2 separate regions of the Mus musculus genome follow, and region 1 is linked to region 2. Evidence: chromatin loops called from intact Hi-C (ENCODE). Cell type or tissue: heart. All regions are shown on one strand. Links, peaks and the distances in the headings refer to the core of each region. The heading gives the core; the rest is flanking DNA.

The links. Hi-C counts contacts between places; a loop is a spot of excess contacts. Peaks named below come from ENCODE experiments on the same cell type or tissue, not always from the same donor. Only the 100,000 strongest peaks of a DNase experiment are listed, where the experiment ranks them.
Region 1: it touches region 2 in a loop (8-fold over the local background); 6 of 42 quality-filtered maps call a loop at or near these places.

The regions. Positions count from the first base shown.
Region 1 is chr2:134,783,445-134,789,695 of GRCm38, reverse strand. It overlaps Plcb1 (phospholipase C, beta 1), which reads right to left and starts at 3,532. Exons shown (of 32, transcript NM_001145830.1): 1 at 3,065-3,532. The coding sequence starts at 3,163. In heart, for the core only: a CTCF peak has its summit at 3,673; DNase peaks (open chromatin) are centred at 2,985 and 3,585; H3K4me3 peaks cover 1,894 bases; H3K27ac peaks cover 943 bases; H3K27me3 peaks cover 1,333 bases.
Region 2 is chr2:135,222,723-135,228,973 of GRCm38, reverse strand. All of the region lies in intron 4 of Plcb1 (phospholipase C, beta 1), which reads right to left. Among named protein-coding and RNA genes, the nearest start is that of 4930545L23Rik, 10 kb to the right of the region's middle. In heart, for the core only: a CTCF peak has its summit at 3,320; DNase peaks (open chromatin) are centred at 3,123 and 3,183.

The DNA.
Region 1 (6,251 bases), core at 633-5,632, 440 kb after region 2:
ATAGCTCTGTTACACAAAATCAAATCAGAGACCCTTTCAAACCTGGAGAACAGGAAGGGAGGGAGGGAGGGAGGGAAAAGAAGGAAGGAAAAGAGTAAGTAAGGAAGAAGGTATAAGAACGATTTATTCATTGTCTAACAACAACTCAAAAGAAATGTAAGAATGTGAGTTATCCATTCAATTCTGAGTATTGATGCTTCAGTAAATAACCCCAGAAGATCTAACAAAGCTGCCACTGGGGTGTTTCCAATTCCTAGATGACAAATGCCTCAAACTGTAAGCAGAGACAAAATTAAATTCACAAGCCACTGGACATTTTTGTGAACTAAGAAGCTGCAGTAACAGCTCATTCAAAAACCTTCTCCCTGGTCCTACACAGTGCTGTTTCCCAGAGCAGCGGATACCACAGCCACACTAACTAAGGCCTTGTAAGAAAGGTACACCCTCAAGCCCTACCCCAAAGCTGAATCAGAAACAGGGTAGATCCAGCAATCCCAAGACTAACAGAACTTCTGGATGCTTCTGAGGGGAGAAGGGAAGGGAAGGTTGCTTGATTATAGAGAAATCCCACAGACCATTACATTAAATGTATAGGGGATATAGTATTGCCAGTTCTGTACAAGAGACAACAAAGGTTCAACATGTTTATTTGTCTAAAGTCACACTGCTGAGTGAGAAAAGCCAGACCTCTGGTTCTAGATTTGGTTTTCTTTGTCTGGAAAGTGAAGCTTCATAGAGATGCAATAGAAACAGCCAAACAGATCAAACTGGCTTGTTGCTAAAAGAGGAAACTCAAACTCTAGGAGTACCAGAAAAGGGGATGCTCAGGGACTACAATAGGGATACTAAGAATGTCTCCATGCCTCCTAGCGCACGGATCAAACACAGCAAGAGAGCCAAGTGCCTGCAGGGCACTTCTCTAAAGTCCATTTAATTCCTTCTCTGGGTGCAGTCTGGTTTCTCTTAAGAAGATCTCTGGGCTCCCTCACAATGGGCCTCCTTAGCACAAGCCTCCCCAGGAACTCACTGCTGCCTTAATTGGAGGACTCTGCCCACTTTTCCCTTCTCCTAGGGCTGGCTATTGGCTTCTCCATCATTCCCAGAGCATCATTTGATCATGGTGTTTTGATGATTTTGGATCTCTTCTATTTAGCATATCCAGTCTATAATGGGAGAGATTTTACCCACTTTCTCCATCACCCTCAAAATGTAGTTCAAGGCAGGCACTGATGAAGTGAGTGTGGAACATTTGCTACTTAAATACATATAACACAAATCACCTACCTGGGTATCTATAACCTTCGCTCTCAAAGTTATGTTCTCAAAAACCAGACTTTATGGAGAATTAATAAAATATAGTTTAAAGACCATTAGTAATAAGAATTCCAGAGCTTATGACTAAAATTAACCCTTTTTTACTCTGGGATTCTGCTCTGCTCTCCTCCCCTCCCCTCCCCTCCCCTCTCCTCTCCTCCCCTCCCCGCCCCTCCCCTCCCACCCTATCCCCTCTCAGCCTCTCCCCTCCTGTTCTCTCTCTTTCTCTCCACTTTACCCTTTTCCTCTTTCTCAGATCCACCCCTTTGTTTGCTTTTTACCTAAGGATGTCTATGGATGAGAACATTGCATTTGTTGAACTGCACTCTCCTTTTGTCTTCTTAACAAAAACAATTCATCTGTGTCTGATTTATTGTTTCGATTCTATTCCATTTATAACAGCCTCCGGTCCAATTAGACTGGGACAGAAAGGAGACAAGTGCAAAGCCCTTGGTAAAGAGGGTGTGTTTACATCCTTGCCTCCATCATTTGGTAATTGGCAAGAGATTTCAAGGAGGCTGTGGCTCTGCTCATACTGCAAGTTCAGTTTGCGCTTCCAACTGGACAAAATATAGACACGGATGCACTCATCTAAGTAATTGGATTCACTACCTGGAATATTTAAATTGTTTTCAGACACTGGAAATTGGCTTAAGAAGATTAAAGTAAAATACCCGGAAGGATAACAGGCTGTAATTTACGGAGGTGGGAAATCATTTCAGTTAGAAGACGGGTTCATTCTCCTACAGTTGCTCCTGATAGGAGATGTGTTAATCATTAGGACTGGAATCTCTTTAGATCCTGACAGCTCAGGTTTATTCGGGTGAGTGGTTCTTATCAAACCCATTGGATGACACCCAGGAAGCCACATCGATAGGGTAATGTGCATTCCATTGGAGGTTTCTGTCAGAAGCCTTCAAGTGTTCTGAAGGTAACTAGGGTGGAGGGAAGGGAGAGGTCATAGGAAGTCCTGGAGCCGGCCAGGATCTCTCCTATACAGCAACGGGTGCAAGTAAACCGGAGGGTGAAGTTGTGGGTCTATTTCAAAGTGAAGACCTAAGCAAGCTTGTTTTTCAAAACCTGGCCCTGTCTCTAAGTCCATCCTGCGCTCCTCGGCCCCAACAGCTACTAGTTTGCTCACCAATCCGTTTCTGGTGTGCACCAACAGCCCTTTCTAAGGCCCCTCACTCTGCAGTCAGGCGCTAAAGTTTGGCATCAACGACCACCTGTCGGCTGTACTGCTGTGTCCTCTGCTGCTTGGCCAGCATTTTAAAAAAATGCTCAAGGGTTAGCAGTAACTGCAAGGTTTGGGACCTGGATAGTAGCTAGTACTTCTTGAAAGAGGGCAAAGGAGGTAATAGGATGCCTTAGCTAGCTGAGGTGGTGGGGGATGCATCTAGTACTCTCCAGCGCTATCCAGCTGCTTCTAACTTCATGCTCTTTTCAAACTCTCAGGACCTGTCACTGGGTAAAACATGTCCCTTCGGTTCCACTGGCCCCAAAGACTTAAGTCCCTCAGGAGGTGCTGGCCAGACCCAGCAAAGATGTCAACTCTAAACCCCCTAGGAGGAGGAGAGCGCGCGGAAAGCTGCCACCCTCTACCACCCACCCAGGCATCTGGCAACCTGTGCGCCCTAGGCTGCCCGCTCCCGCTCCAGCGCCCCATTGCATAACGCGCCCCTCGCCCCACCCCCACGCAGCCCGCCCTAGGGTGCCCGGTCCGCACCCCACTGCGCCGCCCCTCACTTACATCATCCCACTTGACGAATTTGGTGCCCTTCTTGAGGCTGTCGGACACGCACACGGGCTTGAGTTGCAAGGCGTGCACTCCGGGCTGAGCCCCAGCCATCTGGGCTCATCGGGGCTCCGGGCGGCCCGGGCGAGCGCAGTGGAGACGGGACGCGGAGCTCCGGGCGCGAGCGGGCTTGGCTCTCGATTCACCAGGCTCTGGGCTTCGCTGCCCGCCGGCCTCCGGCCTCTTGGCCTCCGCACCTCTGGCCCGCGCCGCTTAGTAAGCGGGACGACACGCGAGGGTACAGCAGCCTGCCATGCCCCGGGCGGGACGCAGGATCTGGAGCCCGCGGTGACTGTAGAGCCTCGGGAGACGCGGAGGAGCAGAGCCGGGCAGTGCGAGTCGCCCGCCGCTGGATCCTGCTCGGCCGCCGCCTGGAAGCGCACCATTCAGCACATCCTCTGTGCACAGAGGGAGCGCGCGAGTGACACGCTCCGGTCCCCTCCTCCCTCCGCTCCTCCCGCCCCTGCTCCGCCACCCTCGCTCGCGGTCCTCCTCCCCCAGCTCCCTGCCCAACTTTGCGCGCTGGGTCAGCAACGGGAAGCGGGGACGCAGCGGCACCTCCCGGCTCCCGGGCCCCACTGCAGCCGACGCCTGCGCCGCACACCCTCTGAGCATGCCCGGTGCCCCTAGCCAAGGCTGGCGTTTGGGGGGCTTTCTGGGAAAGATATGGTTAGTGGTTAATCAGATCCTAACCAGTATGTAAAGAAGAACATTGAGGCAGAACGGGGAGAGAGCCCTAGGCTTTCTTTCTCTCTGGTGCTTTCCGGCCTTTTCAAAGAAAGGGTTCTTATTTTGTATAGAGAAGCACTTGAGAGGTTTAGCTCAAGAACTCCAGAGAAAACTTGTCCTGCCAGAAAGTTTGAAGCCTATAACCTAGATGGCCCACAAACAGTGTTTAGGAAATAAAAAGCTCGGGGAGGGGGGCAGCAAAGCTTTTATTCCTTAGAAAGATGAAAGGAGTGGGGCCCAGGGCCTGGGACAGGGTGGGAGTCATATAGAATCATAGGTATAGGGATGTCATCTTCACTCACAAGGTTCATACTGTCGAGTGTTTTAGAGGTTGTAGAGCATCTAGAATCTCCGTCCATCACAAAGGTGGAGGGTGGGGTATAAAGTGGCAAGTATACTTCAGAAAATAACCACTAATAAAGTTAAAGATTTGTGTATCACACAATCCAAAACTTCTGCTCCTAGATGTTTGCTCAAGAGAAAGGAAACCATACCCAAAGGAAACTTGTCCAGCAATGGTAAAGGCAACTGAAACTTGTAAACGTCAAACAATAGGTGACTAAAAAAACAAAGTTTAGTTAAGTTTCTAAGTTCCCCAAACTATTCCATGATGAGAAGGGACAGAGACTCCAGAACATATCCATGATCACACAAAGTTTAAGCCAAACAAGAGCGTGCAACAAGATGCCCTCTGCAGGGTCTGTAGAAATAATCCAGGTATTCTGTGGTGACAGAAAGTAGATCGAACAGGTACCTGTGGCCAGTAGCGAGCAAAATTTGGCATCAAGGGGAACCTTTGAGAATGATGGGAAGATTCTGTACCGGCGTATTTACATTTGACAAACCTTGTACGACTAGACACATAAAATGAGTGAATTTTATTCTAATAAACACTGCCCTAAAGGTTGGTTTTGGAAAAGAAGAAGCAGTATGAAGAAGAGACTCCAGTAAAATGGTTTTAGACGGTCAAGGCACTTGCCAGCAAGCCTAATGGCCAGAGTTTCATCCTCAAACTCCACATGGTAGAAGGATAGAACTGACTCCTCAAAGTTGCCCTCTGACCTACACACCTACACCTTGGTACACTAGGACATGCACACACACACACACACACACACACACAGAGAGAGAGAGAGAGAGAGAGAGAGAGAGAGAGAAGAGAAAGATGGCTTTCAATCTTTTTTCTTTGTGTACTTGGTTTTCAAGTTCTAGTGCTGCAATGAAACACCATGACCAAAAAGCAAATTGGGAAGAGCAGGACTTATTTGGCTTACATGCATCATTGCAGGAAGTCAGGACAGGGCCAGAAACTGGAGCGAGTTGCTGATGCAGAGGCCATGAAGGAGTGCTGCTTACTGGCTTGCTTCGTCATGGCTTGCACAACCTGCTTTCTTATAGTCCTCAGGGATATCACCATCCATAATGGGCTGGGACCTCCCCCATTGATCACTAATTGAAAAAAATAATCCCTTATAACTGGAGCTCATGAAGACATTTCCTCAATGGAGGCTCCTTTCTGATAACTCTAGCTTGTGTCAAGTTGACACATAAAACCAGCCAGTACACCAGGTCGCTGTGGGCCAAACTTTATAAACTCAGCCAAAAGACTACTAAATAGAAATAATCTAAGGGTGAATCCCAGTGGTTTACCTGATATGTATAGAATTCTGGTATAAATCCCAAATGTTACCTAAATATACATTCATAGATCAACAGACAGATGATAGATTATCAATAGATAAGATAAGAAAACCAGCCATATTCTTGGAACTATCATAATTAATGAGTTTGGACTCCTGTTATCTTTGGAGGCCTTGTCTTGATCTTGGAGCAACTTCACACACATACTGACACACACACACACACACACACACACACAGAGAGAGAGAGAGAGAGAGAGAGAGAGAGAGAGAGAGAGAGAGAGAGAGAGAGAGGTGGGGCGACATTAAAAGACTGCCTTGTTTCATTCTGGTCCTGCAATACCAAAGTACATGATGAATCTGATGGCCATAGTACTTCCAAGTAGTGGCTTTGACTCACTAGCTACCTCACAGAAGGCAATGGCCTCAGACTGATCCACATTTATCTTTATCTTCAATGACTGTAATAAGTCTCTTCTTCCAAGGCTCCAGACCATCTCAATTATCCTTACTGCACGCCCTATCAGGTTGTTCTGTTCTGCTCTGGTCTTTCCTTTTCTTGTTTTTTCCTCAATTATTTCATCATCCACTGAAATAATTATTGAGCAGAAAGCTTTAGTTGGAGTACCTTAGAGAGTCAAGATAGACTGGGGCTGCTCCCTAAAAGGTACTATAGAGAAACCTTAGGCCGAGTCACCAGCTGAACGATTCCCAGTCACTCCATAATGGAATCCGTCTTATCCATCAGCATCTCTACCCTTTTTATCTTCAAA
Region 2 (6,251 bases), core at 499-5,498:
TTGCAGGTTGCTCCTTTGTTGGGGTGTTCATGACTCTGAGGTCAGCGATCTTCTCTATCTAGGGTCATTTCCCAGTTGATCTTTCATCCAGCTTCATTAAGTCTCATGATGATTTTAAACACTAGTAATTATCTAATATTAATAAATCTAATCTATATCTAATTCAAGAAATTTGTATGTCACATTCATTATTCAACCCTAGGCCCACATAATGAACCTCCCACTCAGCATGTCCACATGGATTTTTCATGATCTCAAACTGAACTGATCAAAACTTAATCTCTGGTATATACCTCGAGCTCAAAATTTACAGTTTAGATTAAACTTTCCTATGTCAATGAGGGATAATTCTCAAGTATGCCACATTCAAGACAAAATGCCAACACCATCTTTCTTTGTCCTTTATATATAGTTCATAAGTTTCTGCTGTTGGCTCTTACTTCAAATTATGGAGATTCAGACCCCCTTTTATTTCCTCTGAAATTTCTTCTTTGCTCCCATAAATGGCAGTTCACTTAGAGTAGTGCAGAAGTTTCTACTTAACTTGATTTTCTCTATTGCTGTCATCTCCCTCCCCTGACCCTACTTATTACTGAAGAAACCCTAAGTTAGATTACATCTTCCCTCAGCTCAGAACTCCCTAATGGCTTCGAATTCACTCACAATAAAAGTGGAGTCCTTCCTTGATATGGCTTATTCTCAGCCTTGCTGTCTCTCTCCTGTCGTGTGTGCCTTGTGCTGTCTCTAGACATACCAAACTCTATCTTGCTGGAGAACTTTTATACATTTTGTTTATCTATCTGGAATATTCTATGTCAAAACATATTCCGGGATTATTTCTTCAGATGCTACAAATCTTTGCTGGGACATAACAAACTCACAGATACTACAGGGATTAACACCATTAGAGGCCTTAAAGGGCAAACCTCTCCTCCACGGTTGATTTTGAACCTCAACCCACATTTGGTCACTTCCCAGCTGATCTCTCATTGAGCTTCATTAAGTTTCATGATGGTTTTAAATGCTATTTATTATCTAATGTCTGGTAACTCTAGAAAAAGAAGCCCTTTCTAAGGATTTAAAGTACTCTATGAGAAGGCGGCAGGAGGTATCTGGTCTTCCTTGAGGCCATTGAGACAAAGCAGCTTCTTTCTAGTTAAAACAGAATTCAAGTTCTATCTTTCAGCTTAAGTGGAGATCTGATATTCTAAGCTACCTAAAACACTACATACTAGGCTCTCCTCCTCTTAAGTGTTAACCCATCTGGGTCTGCTACTTGCCTGGTCAGGAGCTCATACCCTAAGAAGAGAAGATTATCACCCTGATGAGGTAAAGAACTCCTCTTTGCCGCAAGCCTCTCCACTGGTGCAGACTACACAGTGCTTCCATCACGATCTTTTCTGCTTTTCTGCCACCCAATCCAGAAAATATATAACTTTTATTTTCTTTCTCCCTTAAAAAGAATCTTCTATTTTATGTATATGGGTGTCTGTATATATGTCTGTGTATCACATGTGTGCCTGGTCTCTGAGGAGTCAAAACAGGGTTTTGGATATCCTAGAACTAGAGTTATGAAAGGTTGTGGAACACCACATGGGTGTTGGGAATTGAACCCAGGTCCTCTGCAAGAGCTGCCAGCGCTCTTATCTACTGTGCTGTCTTTCCAGCTCCATCTTTTTCCTTCTTTCTGTTTCTTTTTCTTTTAGGTATTGCCCCAAAAAACAAACAAACAAACAAACAAACCCACAAACCCACAAAAACCATGTTTTCTCAGGCACTCTGGGCATTTTATAGTTTTTCTGAATTCACAATCCTATCGAGCCCTCAAGAGGAATGCTTTTCGACTCCATTGCAAATGGTGTGACTCTCTCTCTCTCTCCTTTCTATCTTTCTCCTTCAGGGTTTACAGCTTGTCAACAAAGGTAGGTTTCTCTCTTCACACCTCCTTCTGGTTTTGTTTTTAAAATTATTTCTTATTAAGGAATAATTTAGCTTGAGAACCTAAGAAGGAAACCCCTGTTTCCTGGGTAATAGAGCTGTCTGGTGTGACCAGCTTACATATTGTCCACTTCCCAACACTAGCAACTTCAACTTGACCTTTGCTGACCACAGTCTTCCCTTCCTTCCTGGTTGATTTTCTTGATTGTCTCTCCCTCACCAGAATTGCTCCATATGGCAAAGTCATTGTTTTGTTTACTGTTTTATCCTTAGCAACTAGAACAGACCTTGTGATACTGTGCAGAGCTTCATACAATTGTTGAATATGTCAATGGGGGAATGATCCCAACTTCTTCATTTTATGGATTAAAACCTTACATAAATTCTCAAGGCGCTTCCAGGCTCGTATCCATGTGTCAGGAGAGTATGGCTGAGATTTCAGTTCTGTAGACTCCTTAAGTGTTTTCTTCCCTTTCCTGTGTTCCTTCCTATGTCCCTAATTTCGGACTTATTAATATAGATTTCCTCCCCTGCTTATTTCTTTCCTACAGTAAGCCAAAAAAAAAAAAAAAAAATGGCCACTGTGCTGGAGAAACATTTCATTTACAATGGCCTTGTTTTCTCCAGCAACACAACAGCCCACTCTTGTCTCCTCAGCAACAGCTGAACTGCTTGTTTTGCATTTATTTAATTAATGGGTTGAATTTTGAGAGGTGATCTTGTAGAATACTGAGCAGTGTGTAGATTTGCCCTACTTACATCATAGTCTGTCCCCTCAAACTTTCATTTTCCTTACATGCTCAGAGGTGGAGACAAGAGGCATCCCAAAGAGTTTCCTTCATGTTATTCTGCCCCCACCCCCCACTCCCACATCACAGCATATGGAGATACCTGATTAAGACTGCAAGCTGAGTGGAGATACAAATAAGTCATTAATATGAGAAGTGCCATGCAAAAAGTCCATATTGCTTAGGTATCCCAAAGACTCTGGGAAATGTTTGTACATTGAGAGTATACACATGTGCTTAAGAATGCAGAGTTGGCTCTTGTAAGTAAGCTGATGGGCTGTCCCCATTGTGCTCAGAGGTCAAGACCTGAGATTCTATTCAGTGCAATGTTTGTCTTCCTTAATACGAATCTAGCTTGAAAAGCTGCCAATGGAAGTCCCCAAATCACATCCAGCTCAGAGTTCTAATTGTTCATCTAACGTGATATATGAAAACAACTGCTGTCTATATTTAACATCCTATCTGGATTCTCTAGTTCCTTTTGACCCAGAGGTCAGACAATGCTAGATTGCAAAGCCTAGCTAGATCTGCAGGATACAAATCTTCTGGGAAATTGCTAAATATGCAAATACTCAGAGTCTACTCCAGACTCGCTGGGTGGGGCTGTGCACCCAGTCTTTTAATAAGGCTCTCTAGTGACTCTGGCCACAATCAAGTTTTGTACCTACTTGTTCTCAGCAACTTGGAGAAGTGGAGTAGCGGTGACACTGATTAGAATGGCCCATGGAGATGGTCGAAGGGACTAACATCCTCTCCAATCTTCTCTACCTTATTTCTGTGCAGTGTAGCTATTAATACACCCAATGTCCTGCACACATTTAAGCCTACAACTGCCTTTGCAGTCTCTGAGAAAGAGTGATTGTCCTTGTGGCTGAGGATGTTACAGGAGTTAAATGAGATATGAACAGGGATACTGAGCATCAAAGCACCTCTGAATAGCAGGGAATCCCAAAGGAAGCTGGACCAAAACTTGGAGAACTAAAGGCTCTACCAGACTACTAGGAAAAGCCATAGGGCAAGTGCATGTGCAGAGATGATTCTGAAGGAGAACAATGAGGTGTGATAGCTATGTTTGCATAAGCCTTCAAGTCCAAGGTCCACAGGAGAATAGAAGAAGTTAAAGCCAAGACAACAGTAGTGATGGCTAGTAGACATGTGTCTCTGAATGAGGCCAGTGACTGGCATTGCTGGGGTTTTCAAGGAGGATGTAGTCACGGTGTGATGTTTAAAAAAAATATAGGGTGCTCCCTAAAGATATCTTGTCCAGGTTTTTATATTCCTTTTCCTTTCTCTCAGATGATGAAGCAGCCACATTTATGATGAATTTTGTTCATTCTCTTCAACCTTTGTCTTCATTTACTTAATGGATACCCCCCAACCTTGCAGTAGATTGCACAGAGGAGTCAGTGGAATCAAAGTTAAGAACCTAAAAGTACCAAGACATTCCCCATCGCTGCTGAAGCTCTGCAGTGTGGCCTGGCATCTCAGGGAGGTGAGAGAAGATCCTGGAGTGCCAAGTGATAGCAAACACAGTATGGCTGCTGGCCTTCTGGAAAGCAGGGATGTGTAGAGGACACTGTGACTTCCATTCCTAGTCCTCAGACACATTAACCCCCCAGAGGGAAGCTGATTGCTCAGGAGCAGGAAGGCTGGCACGTCAGGCTGTGTCAGGACATGACTGTTGTTTAACTGTAAGGGACACTGTTTCTAGTCCGACCACAGAGGGAAATTAAAAGACAGTTTCCTTTGTATATCTGTCTTTTCTTAAGGACTAAATTAAAATTTCAGTTTCAGCCACACGGAGCGGCACACAGCTTTAGCTCCAGCACATGTAAGGCTGAGACAGGATGACTGCAAGTCTGAAGTCACCCTGGGCTCTACACAACATTCAAGGTTTGAGGTCAGGCTGGCACACATAGCATACCCCTGTCTCAAAAACAAATAAACAAATAAGAAAGCATCTAAGTTCAGTGAGTTTGGAATTGTTTCTATGCTAGTGTTTCAAGTGCACAGCTTCCTTCAGAGACTGGCCTTCCCTGGCTGTCTTATTAAGAGAAGCGTTCCTCCTTCTGCTTCTACCTCCTCAGGCCTCCTGCTTTATTCTTCTGCACATGACTTTAACTGACCTAAGGCATGTTTTGCTGAGAGTTAGCTGGTAATTTTTTTCTAGAACACCAGAAGTAATATCCATGTTCATCGTGGAAGCTCTAATACTGGAGTTATGTCTGGCACAGGAAAGAGTCCCGCTGCAAATACATATTGAATAATGGCATGAGCTACTGTCTACTTGTAAACTAAGTCTTCTGCTAGAATTCAAAGTTCAGGGGACACCGGGTTTTACTGTGCATCCTATATCATGACTTAAGTCTCAAACTCTGGATCAAATAGCTGAGGTACCTACTTATATATCACAGTGGACCTAGCCACCAGGTTCTCCCAGCATCCTTCAGTCCCTGCCTGGTACATGCAACAGATGTCATTGCCTTCCCCAAGAGGCTCTTCCATACCTAAGCTAACCATGTTGGTTCCCTGCTCCTTTTTACCTTCTGCTTTCTTTCTTGGCTCCTACACTTAGACTTGGCTCCTCTCTTTCCCCTCTTCTCAATTGACTCAGGGTCATGTCCACACTGGATTCACCCAGATGGGCCTAGAAATTATAATCTAAGGAAAACTGGTGTGTTCAAACTACAGAGAGGAGGAAATTGAACATTTAGAAGAATATAACTTCACAAAGGCTTAAAGCAACAGAAGATATACAGATTGATGTGCAACATAGTAGGTCTACATTCAATCTCAGTAAAGACCTGCCTGCAGGTTACATTTACTGCACTGCTTAGTTAGAAACATAATGGATATCAAGATTGGTCATTTCATAAAGGGGGATGTAGGTGTGTCAGAGGAGAGAAATTTTTATGACATGCATAGCATTTGTTTACCTATAGTCATCTATGCGGTTAAACAACCCAGTAAGTTAACAAAAGAATTCTAAAACAGGGAGGAAGAGAAGGCAAGTGTAATGCCAGCAGGGCAGAGCTCTCCACATTGTATTCTCTCCAAGTGTAAATTATACTTTGTTGTTACACAGAGAAAACAGATCAGAATTTAACATACATGGAAAATGTAGCTTCCAACATCGCAGAGTATTGTATCTGGTTAGTATTTTATTCATTCTGTTGAAAGAACCAAAGTTGATGACAGTAGGGAGAGAAACCTTATCGAGGCCACCTCCAGCAGGAAGATAGGACATCAAGTGAGGAATGGATTGCCATCCCATAGTCACAAGTCTGATCCATAATTGTTCCAGTCTGAAAGAATTACAAGGATGGAAAATGGAGAGGAGCCTGAGGAAAAGAAAGTCCAGCCACAGGGCCAAAGCGGGATCCAGCTCAAGGGGAGGTCCCAAGGCCTGACACTATTACTGAGGCTATGGAGCTCTCACAAAAAGGGTTCTATCATGACTGCCCTCTAAAAGACCCAACAAGCAGTTGAAAGAGTCAGATGCAGATATTTGCACCCAACCAATGG